Regions from separate parts of the Homo sapiens genome. Here region 2 is linked to region 1. A link is a contact called in ENCODE Hi-C or POLR2A ChIA-PET data. All regions are on one chromosome and are shown on one strand. The core of a region is the stretch at or near the end of the contact, and the rest is flanking DNA. Distances in the headings are between cores, read along the strand shown. Region 1 overlaps NR1D2 (nuclear receptor subfamily 1 group D member 2). Region 2 holds the start of LINC00692 (long intergenic non-protein coding RNA 692).

What was found. A loop is a pair of places that touch in the nucleus more often than their neighbours do. ChIA-PET counts read pairs that join two places held with the same protein, here RNA polymerase II (POLR2A).
Region 2: a map with no recorded cell type shows a loop between it and region 1 (6-fold over the local background). The contact joins the promoter of LINC00692 here to the enhancer-like site in region 1. A Hi-C loop is called at or near these places in 1 of 37 single-sample maps with no recorded cell type. POLR2A ChIA-PET finds 5 or more read pairs at or near these places in 1 of 52 experiments (activated CD4-positive, alpha-beta T cell).

What each region holds. Positions count from the first base shown.
Region 1 is chr3:23,956,935-23,962,484 of GRCh38, forward strand. It overlaps NR1D2 (nuclear receptor subfamily 1 group D member 2), which reads left to right. Exons shown (of 8, transcript NM_005126.5): 4 at 2,737-2,881; 5 at 5,043-5,550. Among named protein-coding and RNA genes, the nearest start is that of NR1D2, 14 kb to the left of the region's middle. Within about 2 kb of position 2,522, at least 6 of the 41 ENCODE cell types and tissues checked have a DNase peak (open chromatin) inside an H3K27ac peak, as active enhancers do.
Region 2 is chr3:25,869,766-25,875,244 of GRCh38, forward strand. It overlaps LINC00692 (long intergenic non-protein coding RNA 692), which reads right to left and starts at 3,930. Exons shown (of 8, transcript NR_034055.1): 1 at 3,876-3,930; 2 at 2,550-2,717; 3 at 2,036-2,131; 4 at 250-370. LOC124909357 (a long non-coding RNA gene) reads left to right here and starts at 4,013. Exons shown (of 2, transcript XR_007095849.1): 1 at 4,013-4,238.

The DNA.
Region 1 (5,550 bases), core at 1,272-3,771:
TGGGAGAGGAAATATTTTCAAGTGTGGCTCTGAATGAATTGCGAGTTTGCCAGTTTTTTTTTTTTTAGATGGAGTTTTGCTCTTATTTCCCAGGCTGAAGTGCAGTGGTGTGATCTTGGTTCACTGCAACCTCTGCCTCCTGGGTTCAAGTGATTCTCCTGTCTCAGCCTCCCGAGTAGCTGGGATTACAGGCACACGCCACCACTCCAGGCTAATTTTTGTATTTTTAGTAGATTCGGGGTTTCATCACATTGGCCAGGCTGGTCTTGAACTCCTAACCTCAGGTGATCTGCCCGCCTCGGCTTCGCAAAGTGCTGGGATTACAGGCGTGAGCCACGCGCCCTGCCAAGTTTGCTAACTTTTAATGGCCGGGTAACTTTGTAAGACAAGTCAGTATTTTTTATAGATGTAGCATTTTTTTCATTGTTTAAAAAAGATTCTCCTTCTCTATATATCTTTTTTTTTTTTTTTTTTTTTTTTTACAAAAATGTGAAGTAATAGGCCAGGTGCGGTGGCTCACGCCTGTAATCCCAGCACTTTGGGAGGCCGAGGCGGGCGGATCACGAGGTCAGGAGATCGAGACCATCCTGGCTAACATAGTGAAACCCTGTCTCTACTAAAAATACAAAAAAAAAAAAATTAGCCGGACGTAGTGGTGGGCGCCTGTAGTCCCAGCTACTCGGGAGGCTGAGGCAGGAGAATGGCGTGAACCCGGGAGGCGGAGCTTGCAGTGAGCTGAGATTGCACCACTGCACTCCAAGCCTGGGCGACAGAGCCAGATTCCGTCTCAAAAAAAAAAAAAGTGAAGTAATATTGGGGAAGGCATTATTCTTACTTTATAGCTAGAAAATAAAAGCACAAACTGAATGAGCTGATTGCATATTCTTGATAAATACACATCTGTGCAGTACTCTTAAAATGTCTAGTTCAGCTCTTGTAGTATCTAAGTCAAGTGTATAGTATCACAATAATAAAATATAAAAATGTTGTGTCCCATGACTACTTAGTATAGATTCGGGAAATGTGTTTAGTTGTCATATAAAAGGAAAATGCAGTTTAAAATAATTTCAGTAATTGCATTCTTGAGTTTTCTGTCCTCCCTGGTACCATGAAACTGGAGATCTTTGGAGACCTATCACAGAACATGTACTGGAATTGTTTGTGTGTGGAGTAAAGGCAGCTGTTTGTAGCCATCTAGTTGGGAACTGTCTTTCCTTGGATAGTTAGCTACTCTGTTGGTGTGTGGTGTAACACTTACCTGTTGCTGGCACGTAGTCAGTGATTTCTGTCATGTATAAGTAGGCCTTGCCATTGTCAGCAGGTAATGATCCTGGAAAGACCAACTTCTGTTAATGTAATCCACAATCTAGTGAGGGGATTATAGCTATCAAACATATTTCTCAGTCCACTTTTTAAGAAGTAGTCATTTAGGCTGGGTGCAGTGGCTCAGGCCTGTAATTCTAGCTCTTTGGGAGGCTGAAGCTGTAGGATTGCTTGAGGTGGAGTGTGAGACCCACCTGGGCAACATAGGGAGACCCTACCTCTACAAAAAATAAAAAAGCTGGATGTGGTAGCACATGTCTGTAGTCCCAGCTCTTGGGAGGCTGAGGCAGAAGGATTGCTTGAGCCCGGGAGTTCGAAGTTGCGGTGAGCTATTATTACGTCATTGTACTCCAGCCTGGGTGACAGAGCAAGACCCTGTCTCTTTAAAAAAAAAAAAAAAAAAAAAAAGCCTGGACATGGTGGCTCGTGCCTGTAATCCTAGCACTTTGGGAGGCCAAGGTGGGCGGATCAGTTGAGGTCAGGAGTTCAAAACCAGCCTGGCCAACATGGTGAAACCCTGTCTCTACTAAAAATACAAAAAATTAGCCAGGTATGGTGGCACGTGCCTGTAATCCCAGCTACTGGGGAGGCTGAGGCAGGAGAATCCCTTGAATCTGGGAGGTGGAGGTTGCAGTGAGCTGAGATCGCACCACTGCACTCCAGCCCGGGCTACAGAGCAAGAGTCTGTCTCAAGAAAGCAAGCAAACAAACAAACAAAAAATCAGGTCCGGAGTGGTGGTGGCTTACACCCTGTAAGTCTAACACTTCGGGAGGCCAAGGCTGGCAGATCACTTGAGCCCTGGAGTTCAAGACCAGCCTAGGCAACATGGCAAAACCTCATTTCTACAAAAAATACAAAAATTAGCTGGGTGTGGTGGCGCATGCCTGTAGTCCCAGCTGTTTGTGAGGCTGTGGTTGGAAAATTGAGCCAGGGAGGTCAGGGCTGCAGTGAGCTGTGATCATGCCACTGCACTCTAGCCTGGGCAACAGAACGAGATCCTATCTCAAAAAAAAAAAAAAAAAAGAATCAGTCATTCATACTTCAAGAGTTTTGGAATTTGTAGTGAATAAAAGTATGAGATGGAAAATGTGACTGCAGGCAGGGTCTGGTAACAGGGTAGTGTGGTTGTTGCAAGGGGTGTTTTGGGTAAGGACAAAGAATCTCTGAAGGGAAGAAGAATTTTGTTTGGTTAGTAGGTGTTAGGTGCTTACTCATACCAATAAGAATCGAAATTAAATTCTGTGTGTCAACATTGTATTTCCCTCTGTCCTAAGACATAGTGTTTCCCAGATAGTGAGTCATATACTGGGACTGTAGTTCGTCATATACACTAGATAGGTATGGGAGCAGTGTTTATAAGAAGTTCATTTGGGTGTTTTTAAATGGGTAAGTAAATCTTCCTTTGTTCTTAGGGTTTCTTTCGGAGAAGTATTCAACAAAACATCCAGTACAAGAAGTGCCTGAAGAATGAAAACTGTTCTATAATGAGAATGAATAGGAACAGATGTCAGCAATGTCGCTTCAAAAAGTGTCTGTCTGTTGGAATGTCAAGAGATGGTATGTTCCCAGTTTAAAGAGTGTTCCTAAAGTGTATGGAGCTTGGCTTTTATTCCTCATCATGAACCAGAGCTATAAACCGGTTACCAAGGACCCTCTTGTATTTAAGGTGAAGCAGAAAACATATTTTCATGCTTTACAGGACACCAAATTGATTAAAGTCGTATTTTAGCATTATCATCCCAGAAACAGTTTTTGGCTAAACTTCTGTTGTTGTTGCTTCTTCTAAAAAGAGCCATTTTTTTTCTGTGCAATTTGATTACTTTTTATTTTTTCCTAAAACCAATGGAGTTTAAAAACATTTTTTATATGGCCGGGCATGGTGGCTCACGCCCGTAATCCCAACACTTTGGGAGGCTGAGGTGTGTGGGTCACTTTAGGTCAGGAGTTCCAGACCAGCCATGGTGAAACCCCATATCTACTAAAAATGCAAAAAAAAATTAGCTGAGCGTGGTGGCATGCACCTGTAATCCCAGTTACTCGGGAGGCTAAGGCAGGAGAATAGCGTGAACCCAGGAGGTGGAGGTTGCACTGAGTTGAGATCGTGCCACTGCACTCTAACCTGGGTGACACGGTGACACTCTGTCTCAATGTAGCCTCTATCTCCCAGGTTCAAGTGATTCTCCTGCCTCAGCTTCCTGAGTAGCTGGGATTACAGGTGCCCGCCACCACACCTGGCTAATTTTTGTATTTTTAGTAGAGATGGGGGTTTCACCATGTTGACCAGGCTGGTCTCGAACTCCTGACCTCAAGTGATCCACCTGCCTCGGCCTCCCAAAGCGCTGGGATTACAGGTGTGAGCCATCAGGCGTGGCCAGGAGTTTTTTGAGTAACAGATTTCAGCAATTGATGTTTTGTTTTTTCAATTCCCTGAAATTTTTTTTATAGTGCTAAAAGTACTAATGCTATAAAAATAGTTGATGGATATTGTGATTGCCCTGAAAGAATAAAACTGACAATCATTTGTGAAGGGAGGAGTAGAGATAAAGTATCAAACATGATTAAGTTGTTTGTTTTTGGTAGCAATAATGTTAGAGGCTACAATTAGATTAACGAGGCTTTCTGGGCAAGTATACTGAATTTTTATTATCTCTGTGTAAATACTAGACTGTGAAAGAAGCTTTTCTTTCTCTCATGGATAGGATTATTGGAGACAAGACACCTTCTAAGACTAGCTTCTAAAAGAATAGAGGATGACTTATCTCATTTTTACTTATTTCACTGGTTTTAATTAAAATCTACCAAGTTTATTTTTCAGTAAGTGCATTTCTACTGATTGTGGAATTTTTTTTAAGGATTTTTTTTTTAAAGAGGCTGGAAAAGAAGACAGCAGATAATTTCATAGTTAGATCTTGAGAGCAAAGTTACAAAAATGAATTGACAAGGGCCAGGTGTTCAGGGAATGATTTCACCTACCAGATTCCATTAATGGTAATGGATGTGTGTAGCTGAATCACACATGCCTTGCTGGGAACAGTCCTCAGCTTTGTTAGTAAGGAGCTGTGTAGTAATACTGGTCTGCTTCAAACTGGTTTTCATTAGCTAATTTCATATTTCTTTTTTCTTTTTCTTTCTTTTTTTTTTTTTTTTTTTTTTTTAAGATGGAGTATTGCTCTGTCACCTAGGCTGGAGTGCATTGGCACCATCTCGACGCACTGCAACCTCTGCCTCCTGGGTTCAAGCGATTCTCCTGCCTCAGTCTCCAGAATAGCTGGGACTACAGGCGCCCGCCATCACACCTGGCTAGTTTTTGTTTTTTTAGTAGAGACGGGGTTTCACCATATTGGCTAGTCTGGTTTCGAATTCCTGACCTCAGGTGGTCCACCTGCCTCAGCCTCCCAAAGTGCTGTGATTAGAAGCATGAGCTACTGCACCCATCCGAATTTCCTATTTCTTTTCTTAGACTTTGCTTATAAAATACCTAGGAGGTAGATGTCCTTAACTTTGTTGTGGGGGGAAAATAGAAAATTTTCTCTCCCTCTCCTACTTCCTTTGGTGCATCAAGACCAGCAAGTTTAGAAAAATGTGGACCAGAGACATGTAGACTCATTCTTTATATGTATGACTAGAGGCCATAACTGTTGGATAATTTTGTGTTATTCTTTTATACAAAACAGGTCTTATTTAGAATATAGACGTTAAATATCTTTTTCTTCAATAGCTGTTCGGTTTGGTCGTATTCCTAAGCGTGAAAAACAGAGGATGCTAATTGAAATGCAAAGTGCAATGAAGACCATGATGAACAGCCAGTTCAGTGGTCACTTGCAAAATGACACATTAGTAGAACATCATGAACAGACAGCCTTGCCAGCCCAGGAACAGCTGCGACCCAAGCCCCAACTGGAGCAAGAAAACATCAAAAGCTCTTCTCCTCCATCTTCTGATTTTGCAAAGGAAGAAGTGATTGGCATGGTGACCAGAGCTCACAAGGATACCTTTATGTATAATCAAGAGCAGCAAGAAAACTCAGCTGAGAGCATGCAGCCCCAGAGAGGAGAACGGATTCCCAAGAACATGGAGCAATATAATTTAAATCATGATCATTGCGGCAATGGGCTTAGCAGCCATTTTCCCTGTAGTGAGAGCCAGCAGCATCTCAATGGACAGTTCAAAGGGAGGAATATAATGCATTACCCAAATGGTCATGCCATTTGTATTGCAAATGGACA
Region 2 (5,479 bases), core at 2,680-5,179, 1.9 Mb after region 1:
ACAAATGTAATTTCACTTTTCAGCAACATCTATTGACTAAAGCTTTATTTTTTTCAGTGTTATAAATGAAAGCAAACTTTGCTGTCATGAATTTTTTATAGAAAAGGATATGGCTGTGAGTTGACACTGAATCTCACCAGGGAAGCTCCTTCCCATGTGAGGCTGCCTCACCAGTGTCTGCCTTTGGGGCCTGGTGTTTGGGTAATAACTGCTTTTAATAAATGAATTCTTAATATAAATTGAACTCACTTCTTTTCCATGACTTTGCTTTTTTGGTTGACTTTATTTCTTGGTGAATCTTTGCAAACATTCATTTTCTGTGAGTCAAAATATCTATTTTGCTATTTTTTCTCTGCTGTCTATGGATATCCTGAAAAAGGAGAGATTTTATTTTATTTTTTGGTATAAGGCACTGAGGTATACTTTACACGGTAAAATTCACTCTTTTAGGTGTATGGTTCATTGAGTTTTGACACACATATACAGTTTTGTAATGCCACATCAATCAAGTTATAGAATAGTTCCATTACCCACAAACGTTCCCTTGTGTCCTTTGTAGTGTATACTACCTTCCTACCCCAATTTTTAGATAAACAAAAATAGACTTTATTCCAAAATTACCAAAGGAATGTCGGAGGACATAATTCAGAAATCAAGAAATATCTAGGATGTTCATTATTATTTCTATTTTTAATTTCTTTCATAACTTTAAACACATTTAGTTTATAAACTCAAATAGTTGTATCATGCCTAATCTTTAGGTTGTGAAGTTTTCCCTTTTTTTGGTATGCTGTCTCCTCCTCATGGTGATGCATTTCCCTGTGTAATTTGCAATTTTCTATTGTGAGTTCATCTTTTCCCTGTTGTTTCTATTGTGTTGCCAGTGTCTGAGTCACCAGTGATCTGAAAGCACCCCTTGAAAGTGGTATTATTTACTTCTGTCAGTACTGTAGATGTTTCATCAGTTCCATAGATGTTTCATCAGTTCCAGACCAGTTTTCTTATGCTAGTTTCTTGGCTTAAAATTTCTGCCCCATGAAGGAAGTGTAACTTTGATTCTACATCCACATGTAGGGCAAACATGGGTTGCTAAATTGCTTTAAGACAACTTTCTATTTTCCCATCCTGAAGGCAAGTTTCCTTGACACTTTGCCTCCATGGGGACAGAATCTTTCTAGTTTCTTTAGTTTCATGAATTGGCTGCTTGGACCTAGTTTCTGGCTCTCTGCAAGAGTCCTGGTTCTAACATCACTCTCTCCACCCTGAGCCTGATTCAGCCAAGATACTAACATTCAAGCTGTCATCCTCTAGATCCTACATTTGGGTCCAATATCACTCTGCACTGTCAGAGCATCAGATAAAGCTAATACTTTTAAGCCATGTCTAGAACCTTTGTCTTAATAGTTGATAATGGGAAGTTGTCCCATATTGGCTCATTCTAACATGTATTTAGATGTGTCCTTGATAGTTTTTCTTCAGGGAATCTTATTTTCTAAGTAGTTTTTGCCAATTTTTTAAACATTTTACTCCTTCTTTCATATATATTTGATTGCCAATATAAAATAATCTGCTGTTTTTACCTGTTTTTAACTTGTCTCTGTGGATTGACATACAATTCTGGCTGGTTAGTTATCAGTTACAGACAGTTTTAATTTCTTCACATTTTCATGTAGATTAAAAGGGGTTAGGCCTAATATTGGGCTCCTTCATTTTCTCTTGCATTTTATAAATTGCAGAATATCTATTTGCCAGAGATTCTCTTTTGATCTTTGCTTTTATTTGTTGCTTTCCCTCCTGCCTGCCTATGCAGGCAGTGAAATGTATTAATTTTAGATTAATATTACTGCAGTGAAATGTATTCCTCAAAGATTACTGCTGAAGTTAATTTGTGTACAGTCATTACTTAATCTTCAGCATGGTCTATGTGCTCTCTGATTTAGTGCAGTCCACATTCTATTGTTGCATCTTACATGATGCCTGCAAATACTTTTATGCTTTCATTATATTAGAGATTGCAGACTTTTAAAAAATTTACCTCTAGTGTTCCCATAAGATGGTCACACTGTAGAACGGAATTCACTTTTTTGTTTAATTTTAGCTGTCAGTGGAGAACCAGGCAATTGACACACTACTGAAAAGAAAAGAGAATTAGAACAACTTGCCTGGAGTTAAAGTCCCTTAGTTAATGGATAAGTCACCAACACACAGTTCTTTAATAGGCAGAAATTTCAAGTCACACTGCAGACCATTTATATTTCTATCCTGTGTTGTATCCATATTTCATGTAAAATATGAAGCTAAGTTGGCAGAGATTCGTGTATCCACACTGAAGGTCCATGTTTGGCAAAAGACTATACCGATGGCATGCATGCTTTAATTGATGCCATGAAATAGCCCTTTACAATTGGTACTGTTATTCTAGGGCTGCTTTTTCTCTTTATACAAGGTGGGACCATGCTTTCCAAATAAAACTCAGCATTCACTGACTTATAGAATTGTAGTTTTGAGAACCACGCTCAAACATTGTCAAAAAATTCTAGGGCATGTACCTTTTAAAATGATCTGTTGTGTTCTTTTCACTTTCCATTCTCTTTTGGTGCATGCTGCTGCTACTGTTTGCTGTTAAATGGTTGCTGGTTTCACTTCAGATGGGTGCAGGTTTGAGTTAACGAAGGTAAAAGCTAGGTCATTTGAGAACAATATGACTTTTCTGAAAGCTAAATCATAGAGAAACTGCCAGATATAAAAACAGATAAACTATACATTTAAAAACTCATTTTAATAAAAACATATTATGATAAAAAGATAATTCCAGTCTGTTTGATTCTAGAGTCTATTCTCTTAATTATATTGTTAAGCAACAAAATGGGGAAGGAAGCAAACTTAAGTTGAACTTTCTGAGCCTGAGTTTCATTTTCTATGAAATAAGGATAGTAATATCTCATTGAATTGCTGTGGGGACTAAATTAGATAATGTATGTAAAATGCAAAAGACAATCTATAAATGTTTACTTCTCTCCTGCCGTCCATCTAGCTCAAACTTGCACTAGAGGTGATTAGGTATTTAGAGTTCAAATAACTGAGTTGTGATGTCAGCAAAATCAAAATTAAGCAGACTGAATTTCCAGATGTGTCCAAATGTCAATGAAACCAATATTTAAGCAGAGATCTACTGGACTGCGCTGTAACTCCATAAGCCTTGAATAATTGAGGATTGACTGTAAACTGAGGATCTGTGTTCTGCATTATGACCTTGCATTAACAGAGACTAAACAATTGAAGGTTTGGAGGTAAGTGAAATAGCCTGGTGCCTGTAATATTTCAGGAGGAAATGCAACAATATAACAAGCAACACAAGTACTGATATTAATTGAGAAAGGTCTCATTTATCTCTCTGGAAAATTTCTCCCTTCAAATGCCACTTATCACGAGAGTGTGGATTCTCTGATGTATTTTAGTGATCACTCAGTTATCTTCAGTACTTGCTCTCCACCCTGGTCTTATAATACAGACTTTTCTGCGTTTTCAGTTGTTCCAGGCTCTAGTCACATCTCAGTTATGTGCAATAATAGTCATTGTGGAGTTGCTGCAAATCAAAATTTCCCAGGTAATACCAAGTCTCATTTAACTTCCAGAGCCATCCATCACCAAACATTTTATTGGAGAACCAAAAAGGGTGGAGTAGGGGAGCTGAGTGAATTTCTGAGTCTGCTGGAGTTGATAACTGTAAGTGTCATGGCCCCAGTATTACTAGCCATAGATAGAGATAATTTAAAAAATCATCCCTGTAACCCTAGGTACTGATTATCTATTGCTACATAGCAAGCCGCCTTGAAACACATGGCTTAAAATAACAATTTATTTTTATATCTCACAGTTCTGTGGCTTAACTGGTCTCAGCTTGGCATCTCTCTTGTAGTTGAAGTCAAATAGAGGCTAGGGCTACATTCGTCTAAAGGTTCAGTTGAGTTGGAATGTGGCATGGCTGGCAGTTGATGATGACTGTTTCCTAGGAGTTCTGCTGGAGCTACATGCCTGAACACCAACCAATAACCTTTTCATGTGGCTGAGACCTTTCATATGGCCACAGTCCTCAGAGACAGCATCCCAAGAGTGATCCTTTTAAGAGGCTCAGGTAGAAATTGCAAGGTGTTTTTACAGTCTTTTCAGAGGTTGGAGTGTCACTTCTGTCATATTCTGCTGGTTCAACAAGCCAGTAAAGCCAAGCCCAGAGTAAGGTAATAAGACTCCACTTCTTGATGAGGAAATGTCAAAGTCATATTGCGGAACAGCGTATTAGATAGGAGATACTATGGTGATCATCTTTGGAAGGTGCAATCTGCCACATCCAGTTCTTCTGTTCCAGATGCCAACAGAGCTCACCTGTATCCAGAACACTCCTGGGCTCTGGCTGGTTTAAATACTTTCTGCATTTACTGGTCAACTCAGAATAATTTATAATTAGTAAGATGTATAGAAGAAATCAGAAAGTATCAATTTTCATAACATATCATGATTCTTTCACAAATCAGACATTCTTGCATTCTTATTCTTGTTGCCAGTGTTTTGCTCCATATGACATTCACAATTCTGTATTCATGTGTACTTTGGCCACTGAAATCCTGTTGTCCTCTTTACCTCTGCGTTGACCTTTTTGTGTTTCAGATGCTTGACTTGCTCTTGATCCCTGGTACCCAAGACTTTCATCACCTCTGCTTTCAAAGTTTGGCCTCCAGGCCTTTGAACTACCTCTAATAACTGTTTTTTTTTTTTTTTTTTTTTTTGAGAGGAGTCTCGCTCTGTCTCCCAGGCTGGAGTGCAGTGGTGCAATCTTGGCTCACTGCAAACTCTGCTCCCGGGTTCACGTCATTCTCCCACCTCAGCCTCCTGAGTAGCTGGGACTACGGGTGCCCGCCACCACGCCTGGCTAATTTTTTGTATTTTTAGTAGAGACGGAGTTTCACCATTCACAGGATGGTCTCGATCTCCTGACCTCATGATGTGCCCGCCTCGGCCTCCCAAAGTGCTGGGATTACAGGCATGAGCCACCGCGCCCGGCAATAACTGTTAGCTTAGCTTCCGTAGCTGCTGCCTTTACCACTTGACGTACAGATAATTGATGCGAATGCAGAGGAAACCTGAATGTTTGGCTTTCCTATCTTGACCCCACTTCTACCCAGTCCTTTTTAGGTTTTAATTTTATTAACTTGCTCCCATTGGTGTCTCCTTCCCATCAGGATGGAGGTATATTTATGCCTAAAATCTGAATTTTTCCCCTTCACGGTGAAAAACAAAGATTCCCTGCCACATGCCTTTCGTATAAGAGCCCTAAGACTTAGTGTTTTCAGTCTTCAACATCTCCTATATTATTAGGCTATTATTCTCTCTGAAGGCTATTTCTGTACTTTAATTCAGGAGGTATATTTGCTCTAGTCTCAGTCATTTAGTATGTTTTTGCAGGGATTCAGCAAAAGCCTCT